Linked DNA regions of Homo sapiens: region 2 is linked to region 1. A link is a loop called in an ENCODE intact Hi-C map of the cell type or tissue named here. Cell type or tissue: A673. All regions are shown on one strand. Links, peaks and the distances in the headings refer to the core of each region. The heading gives the core; the rest is flanking DNA.

What was found. Hi-C counts contacts between places; a loop is a spot of excess contacts. Peaks named below come from ENCODE experiments on the same cell type or tissue, not always from the same donor. Only the 100,000 strongest peaks of a DNase experiment are listed, where the experiment ranks them.
Region 2: it touches region 1 in a loop (13-fold over the local background); 1 of 110 quality-filtered maps calls a loop at or near these places.

Annotation. Positions count from the first base shown.
Region 1 is chr12:112,674,827-112,679,209 of GRCh38, reverse strand. It overlaps a transcript of RPH3A not described here. Among named protein-coding and RNA genes, the nearest start is that of MIR1302-1, 18 kb to the left of the region's middle. In A673, for the core only: a CTCF peak has its summit at 2,057; DNase peaks (open chromatin) are centred at 1,639, 1,999 and 2,429; H3K27ac peaks cover 3,097 bases.
Region 2 is chr12:112,795,731-112,800,113 of GRCh38, reverse strand. The region is part of intron 2 of RPH3A (rabphilin 3A); the gene reads right to left. Among named protein-coding and RNA genes, the nearest start is that of RPH3A, 6.2 kb to the right of the region's middle. In A673, for the core only: no CTCF peak of the experiment used is centred there; a DNase peak (open chromatin) is centred at 1,893; H3K4me3 peaks cover 854 bases; H3K27ac peaks cover 4,000 bases.

The DNA of each region.
Region 1 (4,383 bases), core at 310-4,309:
TGCACTCCAGCCTGGGCAACAGAATGAGACTCCGTCTCAAAAAAAAAAAAGTGTGGTAAGTAAAGGAACTCCAGAGATCCTCTCACCTTCACATGGCTTCCCACAAACTCTGTCTTCCAGGAGAGAACAGACACACAGGGCGAGTGTGTTCCAGCCTGCAGTGGGGGGCAGGTTGGTCCATGGAAATGAAGTTGGCATTCTGATGTTTGCAAAAAGAGAAAAATGGAAGTGGAGTGGCTTGTAGCCCAAGGATAGAGACAGAAAGGACAAAGAAAAACAGAAGAAAAATATTAGAGCACCCGGAACACAGACCCCTTCTCACAGGCTCCAGGGCTCTATCTAATCTGTCACGCAGAATTGCAATTCTTAGTTTTCTGGTCTGCTTCCCCAGTAGACTGTGAGTTATATAGGAAGACATATGACAATGCTATGACGATGCTGTGTCCCGTCCCCATCTCCTCTGAGCGCCACACCTGACATGGAGTCAGCACCCAATATTATTTGTTGAAAGGCTGTTAAATCCTGCGTCAGGTTTCTTCCCTACTTCCAGCCTGTTCTGCAAAACAGGTGAAAACAACTGGCTACTTCCAGACCATTATAGATTTTAACAGGAGATGAGTCCAAGCAGGAATAAATAAATGTTTTTCCTGATAGAAAACCCTCCGTGGCATTGATTTTCTTGGTGTTGTCAATATGACTGCATTTGTTTCGTTACCTCTGCTTTTAAACACAGACTGAACAAAGACCCTAGATATTCAAGGCCGATCAAGTTTCAGATATCCTTTCCTCTTGTCCTCATAACTGCCCTTGTGTTTGTTTGTTTCTTCTTTCTTTCTTTCCCTTCCTTCCTTCCTTTCCTTCCTTCCTTCCTTCCTTCCTTCTTTCTTTCTTTCTCTCTCTCTCTCTTTCTTTCTTTCTTTCTTTCTTTCTTTCTTTCTTTCTTTCTTTCTTTCTTTCTTTCTTTCTTTCTTTCTTTCGACAGGGTCTTGCTCTGTTGCCCAGGCTGCTTTCTTTCGACAGGGTCTTGCTCTGTTGCCCAGGCTGGAGTGCAGTGGTGCAATCTCAGCTCACTGCAACCTCCGCCTTCCAGGTTCAAGTGATTCTCCTGCCTCAGCCTCCTGAGTAGCTGGGACTACAGGCATGCACCACCATGCCTGGCTAATGTTTGTATTTTTACTAATAGTAGAGACAGGGTTTCACCATGTTGGCCAGGCTAGTCTCGAACTCCTGGCCTCAAGTGATCCACCCACCTTGGCCTCCCAAAGTGCTGGGATTACAGGCATGCACCACCACGCCTGGCCTGCCCTTGTATTTCTAATCTCTGGTTCTAGGTTCTGGATTAAGAAAAACTCAAGTACAGACTTTGTCACCTGGAGAGAAAAACTCATTCTAGAGTTTGCTGAATTAATCACAAGGATAATGGCTGCCGAGGCTAGCTGCTTTGCCGTGTGCCAAGCTCTGGGCTGTGTGCCTTGCAAGCATCATATACTTTTTAAGCCAGGATTCTGTGAGGTGGGGATTCATTTTGTTTCCATTTTACAGAAGAGGAAACTGAGGCTTAGGTTGTCAAACAACCTATTCGAGGTCATCCAGGTAGAACATTACAGGCTCGCAGGGTGGGGTGGCTCACAACTGTAATCCCAGCACTTTAGGAGGCTGAGGCGGGTGGATCATTTGATGCCAGGAGACAGAGCAAGACCCTAACTCTAAAAAAGAGAAAGAGGGAAGGAAGGAAGGAAGGAAGGAAGGAAGGAAGGAAGGAAGGAAGGAAGGAAGGAAGGAAGGAAGGAAGGAGGGAAGGAGGGAGGGAGGGAGGGAGGGAGGGAGGGAGGAAGGGAAGGAGGGAGGGAGGGAGGGAGGAAGGGAAGGAGGGAGGGAAAATGACAGGCTCCACACCTATGTGCTGCGAAAGCTCAAGCTCTTGACACTGGGTCCCATGGTACTTGTTTTATTTTTGTTTTCACCATTACCCTTGATGAGAGCTGGGTCCTGTTTGCCGCACTTGTAAGCAAGGCCTGTTCCACAAGAGGGCTTTGATGTGTCAGCCTCCAAAAACCATGGGGTTCCTTTGCTGGGTGTAATTTTTTTTCCAGTTGCTCAACTTCTTGGGCTCTTCACCAGAGAGGAACTATCTTTTTACAGATCCATAAAGAAGCTCTATCAAAAATCAACACAGAAAACATCACTCTGCAGCCAGCGGTAATTCCTGAACCGGAGAACCTCACACAGGAGAAATCCAAAAAATACAGGCTAGCCAGAGTGTGTTTATCGTTAGCAAGGCAGAAAAGCTACCTTGCCCCTCATTCTTCCTCAACCTTCCTCCCTAATATTGTCATTTAATCTCCAGCTGCTTCTCTTTCTGTCCAGCCCAGCCTCCAAGAAGAGCTCACAGGAATGCCAGGATGTCTCTCTGCATATGCACAGAGCAAGGCATTTTTCCAGCTGTCATTAGCACTGCCTACGGTGTGCTCTAAGAGGGAGACGGGCCTGGCATTCTCCAAGCCATTAGAGTACCTGAATAATTTACTACTCTCAGCAAAAGGGCCCTTTCCCTGCACAATTTCCTCCCACCTCTTCAGGTTTCCTCCAGAGAGCTCCTGGGAGCCGACAAAAGGGAATGAAGTGGCATTTTAAAGGAAGGCCTAGTCGCTCTCTTATTGGCATCTAAAGTTATTATCTGGGGCCAGAATCCAATTTTGAAATCAAGTAAAGTCACACCAAGATTGCAGTTTTCTTTGTGAGTTTAACCCTGCTGGGGAGAAAAGCAGAGAAGAGACTTGGTGAGAAAGCCCAAGGCAGCTTTGATGAGCAGATTCGGCCAAGAGCCCTTGCACCCAAGTGTTGGTGGCTGGTAGGGAACCTCAGAAATGAGCACACAGCCTGGGTGACATTGTAAGGCAAGACAGTGGGAAAGTAAATCTGATGCATGGTATGCATCCTGTTAACATCTGTCCCAGCCTGGGACCCCTGTCTACCCTCAGAGGACATCCTGCCTCCCTCCTCTCGGTGTTGCCTGGGCTCCTTTGCTAACTGGCTTCAGGTCCATTCTGCCAACGGGAGGCCCACGTAGAGATCAGAGGGCACAAGGAAGGGAGAAGCCAGGATATTTCTCCCCAGTCTGGGCCGCAGACAGATTTCCTCACAGGAGTTGCATCTCCTCTGTGGCTCCAGCTCCTGCCAGGCAGGACTGCCCAGGCTCCAGCTTCCACCAGGAGATCTCAGCTCCTGAACTCTACCTTCCTTTCTCTGTCCCACAAGCCTCAGGGAGTGACAGCTTTCTGCCATGGCTGGATCTCTGATTTCATCATCACCCCCTATTTAAACAGTTCCTGCATTTACATCTCTCTGTCTTAAAAACTCAGTGTCATTTCTATTTTCCTGATAGGACCCTCACTGATAGAACCACCAGAACTGGCTCATATGACCCTGAAAATATCCAATTTTTAAGAATGCAATTTTGCACAGACAGCAACATATACCTGCACCAAAATTTCAGCCCTTCAGATACAACCAGAGTCATAAAGCAAGGCCTCCCAGGGGTCAAGGATCCCTCAAAAAACCTTCCCAAACAAACTTTTGCCCTCTTTGGAGTAATAAAGCAAAGCAAAAATAAAAGAATGCGCTTTTGAATCAAACCAACTTGTGTTAAACCCAGGCTTTGCCTTCTACGAGAAGGAGGACCTTGAGCAGGTCATTTAAGCCTCTTATGTCTCAGTTTTCTCACCTGCAAGATGAGGAGAATCATCTCTATATTTATATGGTTGTCTGGCCAAATAGAGCACCGTTGCTGGTACCCAGTTAATGGTTCCATTAATGTTGGATTCCTGGACCTGAGTAAAGTCTACAGTCACCGCAAATACCTTCCGAGAGTGGCAAGTCAGCCTCTAGCACTTGTTCTAGCATTTTTGGTCCTTTGTGAACCTCCAAGAGATGTGAAAGAGTGTTCTCAGTATCAGAAAAACCATGATGCCTCCTGAGAAAATGCTAGGGATAAGTCATCAGAGAAATACAAAACAACAACAACAAAAAAAACTCTTTCCTTTAGCAGGGAAGCAGCAAGTTCTTGTATCAAATAATAAAACTTTAGACACATGAAACCTGCCTGGTTTTAGCTTTGACAGAGATGAAAGAAAGAGGGATTTGGTTAAAATGCTTCTGCAAAGGCTGCCTGTTTGGAGCGGGGAGAGATTGCTACTGTTTTACAGGTTTGGAAGCTGCCCCAGGGACCTTATCGTCAGAATCCTTTAGTCTACAGCTACTGTGACAAACTGAAAAGCCAGTCCTGACTTTCTCTTGTGATGTTTAAAATAAACCAAGGGAGTAAAGCCCCTGAGAGAGAATGTGGATTTTTTTCCCCCAAATAAACCCCTGCTTATAACTTTC
Region 2 (4,383 bases), core at 80-4,079, 120 kb before region 1:
TTCTTGTTTATGTGTTTACTTGTTTATTGGTTTTGCCACCCACTGGGCTGTCGGCTTCAGGGGGCAGGGAACTCCGGCTCCCTCACTGCTGAGTCTGCAGTGCCTAGAACAGTGTACAAGACTTGTCTGGAAAGGAGGGAATGGGGGAATGAGTCTAGAGCAGGGGTTCTCACAGTGTGGTCCCTGGGCCAGCAGCATCAACACTGCCTGGGAACTCGTTTGATGTGCAAATTCTTAGGCTCCATCCTAGTCCCACTGAATCACAAACTCCGTGTTTTAACAACTCCTGCAAGGGGTTCTGATGCAGGCTCAAGTTTGAGAAGCTTGGGCATTGAACCATCTGCAATCTCTACCCTATATCCCCCGGGTGACCAATGAGCGAATAACTAGCTGGGTGATCAGTCTTGTCAGGGACAGGGGTTAGGGAAGGTGAAGGGAGTAAGTCTCCTGCCCATGACTGACCTCTGAGCTCTGAGGGAAAGGCCTTTGTGTGTCTAGATAGTCCATGCCGGAGCCATGCAGAGAATGCCAAGCCTGGGAGGGCTTCAGAACCACTGTGTGCCACCAGAGCAGAAAGGCAGGCAACTCACCCAGAAAGCTGAATCTTTGGCTTTTTGAAAATTCTACAAAATTCCAAGCATTTGGCTTGGAGGTAAGATGACCAACTCATCACAGTTTGCCCAGTACTCTTTCCATTCTTTTTTGTTGTTGTTTTGTTTTGTTTTAGACACAGGGTCTCACCCTGTCACCGAGGCTGTAGTACAGTGGCACAACCACAGCTCACAGTAGCCTCAGCCTCCTGGGCTCAAGTGATCCTCCTGCCTCAGCCTCCCAAGTAGCTGGGACTACAGGTGTGTGCCACCATGCCCAGCTAATTGTTTAACTTTTTTATAGAGACAGGAGTCTCACATGTTGCCCAGGCTGGTCTCAAACTCCTGGCTCCAAGCGATCTTCCTGCCCTGGCTTCCCAAAGTGCAGGGATTTACAAGTGCGAGCCATCATCCCTGGTCTGCCTCTCAGTTTTAACACAAAGTCCTATATCCCAGGACCCCCTTCAGCTCCAAGCAAAGCTGAATGGTTGGTGACCCTACTTGGAGCCCTCATCACCTGGAGTCTCATGAATTCACAAATGCATTCCCTTTACAAGTAATTTCTGTGTGTCTTAAAGATGAGATGAGGAAGGCAGAGGAGTTAGGAGAGGAGGAAGACGGAGAGAGAGAGAGAAAAGGAAAGGAAGAGAGGCCAGGGGCAGAGGAGAGAGAAAGGGAGAGAGGGAAAGATGGGGAGAAAAGAGAGACTGCAAGGAGAAAGCAGGGAATTATTTAAGGGGTGGGAAAAGTAAGGAGACAGGGGCAGGGAAAAAGGAGAGAGAGGGGGAGAGATAAAGACAGAGACTTAGGGGCTTAGCACCACAGTGACAGAGGAAAAACACAGGAAGGCAGAGACGGAAAGGGGAAAGGGGGCAGGGAGGAAGATGTGCAATGGAGCGGACCACACAGATGCCATTTGGCAGCACCTTGCATGAAAAGCCTCCCAACGAACTTCGAGAAACCATCTCTCTTCTCTGCAGCCCCAGAATGCCGCCCCGCCATCAATGGCTGGCACCAAAACCTGCTTACATAATATGTTCTCTGCTGAAAGCTGCTTCCATTCACAAGTCACCACTCGTCATTGTGTAGGTGCATTAAAAAGGAAGAAAAGGAAAAGAAAGAGAGGAAAAAGAAAGAAAAATGCAGCTGAATGAACTCACTCAGATTATATTGAGAGATGAGAAGATATTTCCCCCCCTCGCTCTCTAAATAAATCCTTCATGAACCAAACATCATTATGATGCTGTCAGATGAGTTTCCTCTTGTTGATTAATTGCAGGGGGTGGTAAAAAACCCAGCTTCCTGAGGCATGTTATCTTGCTCACTGGATGGATTACTAAACCAGAGTCTGACAGAGCTCCATTACAAAGAGATTTAAGCGTGTGTTATATCATTAAAACCAATGACAGCAAGACAATTACTTCGAGGAAACCACAGTGACATTGCATACAGCAGCCTGGGCCCTCAGCACTGCTGCCTTCCCTCTTTTCCTGGCCCAAATGGGGAGCAGAGTTGGGCTAAGAAGAATCACTTTTGGCTGGGTGCAGTGGCTCACGGCTGGAATCCCAGCACTTCGGTAGGCCGAGGCAGGAGGATAGCTTGAGCCCAGGAGTTTGAGACCAGCCTGAGCAACATAGAGAGATCTCCATTTCACAAAAAATTAAACAATTAGCCCAGCATGGTCGTGTCTGTACTTCCAGCTACTTGGCAGGCTGAGACAAGAGGATCGCTTGAGCCCAGGAGTTCAAGGCTGCAGTGAGCTATGATCATCACGCCACTGCACTCCAGCCTGGGTGACAGAGCAAGATCCTATCAAAAAAAAAAAAATTTTTTTTTTCATTCACTCTCAAAGCCACCGCCTGCAAATCCCAAAGACCTAGCCTGGCTGGACAGCTGATTATTAAGGCCTTGCCACAAATCTACCTGAGAAACTGAGTCCTGGGGTCCTGCCTAGCAAAAAGTGACTCCTTGGAATTGTCTGAGGTTAGCAGGGAATGGGAGCGACATGCTAAATCCAGGTCACACTCCTGTGGGATTCAGTAGCAGAAAGGAAATCAGATGACTCCGGGCATCAAGAGCTTTTTACCCCCCAACAGAATGTAAATCCAGCAACATCCACCTTTCTCTGTTCTTTGCCCCTCTTTTGCCTACAAGCCTAGTAATGCAGCCCCCTCCCCCTGCTCCAAGAAACCAAGCCTGCTTCACTTTTAGGAAAGGCTCTTATAGCTTCTCATTAAAGTGTGAATGACTAATAAGGCTGGATGCATTAACTCGCTCCAAAGCATCTGCTCTTTAACCAAGAGCAGAGCCTTAAGAAAAAGAATGAAACTTGAATGATGGAAATTTCAGGTATCAGTGAACTGAATATCTTTGGGTGACTCGGGGAGCCCTCTTTGTACCACAGCCCCCCACCAAAGATCACATTATGTAGGTAGCCACTTACTTTATCTAAGTCCCAAAAAGGATCGTGTCTTTTTTTTTGAGACAGAGTCTTACCCTAGGCTGGAGTGCAGTGGTGTGATCTCGACTCACTGTAACCTCTATCTCCCGGGTTCAAGTAATTCTCCTGCCTTAGCCACCCAAATAGCTGGGGTTGCAGGCACACACCACCACACCAAGCTAATTTTTGTATTTTTAGTAGAGACTGGGATTTACCATGTTGACCAGGCTGGTCTTGAACTCCTGACCTCAAGTAATCCACCCACCTTGGCCTCCCAAAGGGCTGGGATTACAGGCATGAACCACCCCACCGGGCCAGGACTGTGTCTTTATTGCCATTTTATTCCCAATGCCCATCATGGTGCCAGGCATACTGTAGGTAGTCAATAAATGTGCAATGCATGATAAATAGCAATGGCAGGAAGAGAGAGAGGCCTGTCCTTTGCCTGTAGCAAATCTGAGGCAGGAGCCAAGTCCTTTCAAACCTTTCACCAACGACTGACTCATCATAATCAATACTAACTGAGCACCTACTGTATGCAGGCCTCTGGCTGGACCACAGGCCCCAAACTGACATGTTCGCTAGTAAATCAGTTGAGCTTCATTCATTCATTCACTCAGTAAGTCATTGCTGAGCACCTGCTGGGTGCTGACCCGGACACCAGAAATGAAGATATCACAGCCTTGGCCCTTAAGGATCTCACCCTGTAGCACCTGAGGACTCCTACAAAGAAGTGCCATAGGCATTTCCCAGGGAAGGGAAGGAAGGCTCAGGTTTCCTAGAGAAAATACACGGCTCAGAGCTTATAGCCTGGGATGATTCAGCAAAAACCTCCCAGGGACTTGAAGGAACAAAAGACTGAGTGGTCACCAGTGCTTCTCCTCCTAGAATTCTTCTCTGGGGCCTACCCCCCAGGCTCATGACTCCCCTGCTAGTTGCTTAGAGCCTCACAAGCCAAACAGAGAGGGAGTCATTTTGCCCATTTCACAGATGAAGAAACTGAGTTATGGGGACCTGCAGCAACTGGGGAACTGCAGTGGGGAACAAGAGGGGCTGGCAGCTCCTGTCTCCAAGCTTTGTCCTCCCTCTTGTGAGTCATACAGCTACACAACTAGCCCAAAGAACTCACCTTCCTCTACCTCACCCTACTTTTGTTTTGGTCAGGGGTGATTTCACTGTTACCATCACCAACATCGCCCCGATTGCGAACATTTGTTGGATATTTACTCCTTGCCAGACTCAGTATAAAGTGATCATTAACTCTTAAAATTCTCACAACTGCATTCTTATTCCCATTTTGTAGATGGGAAAATTGAGGTCCAGAGAGGTGAAGTGACACAATCAGAAAGTGCT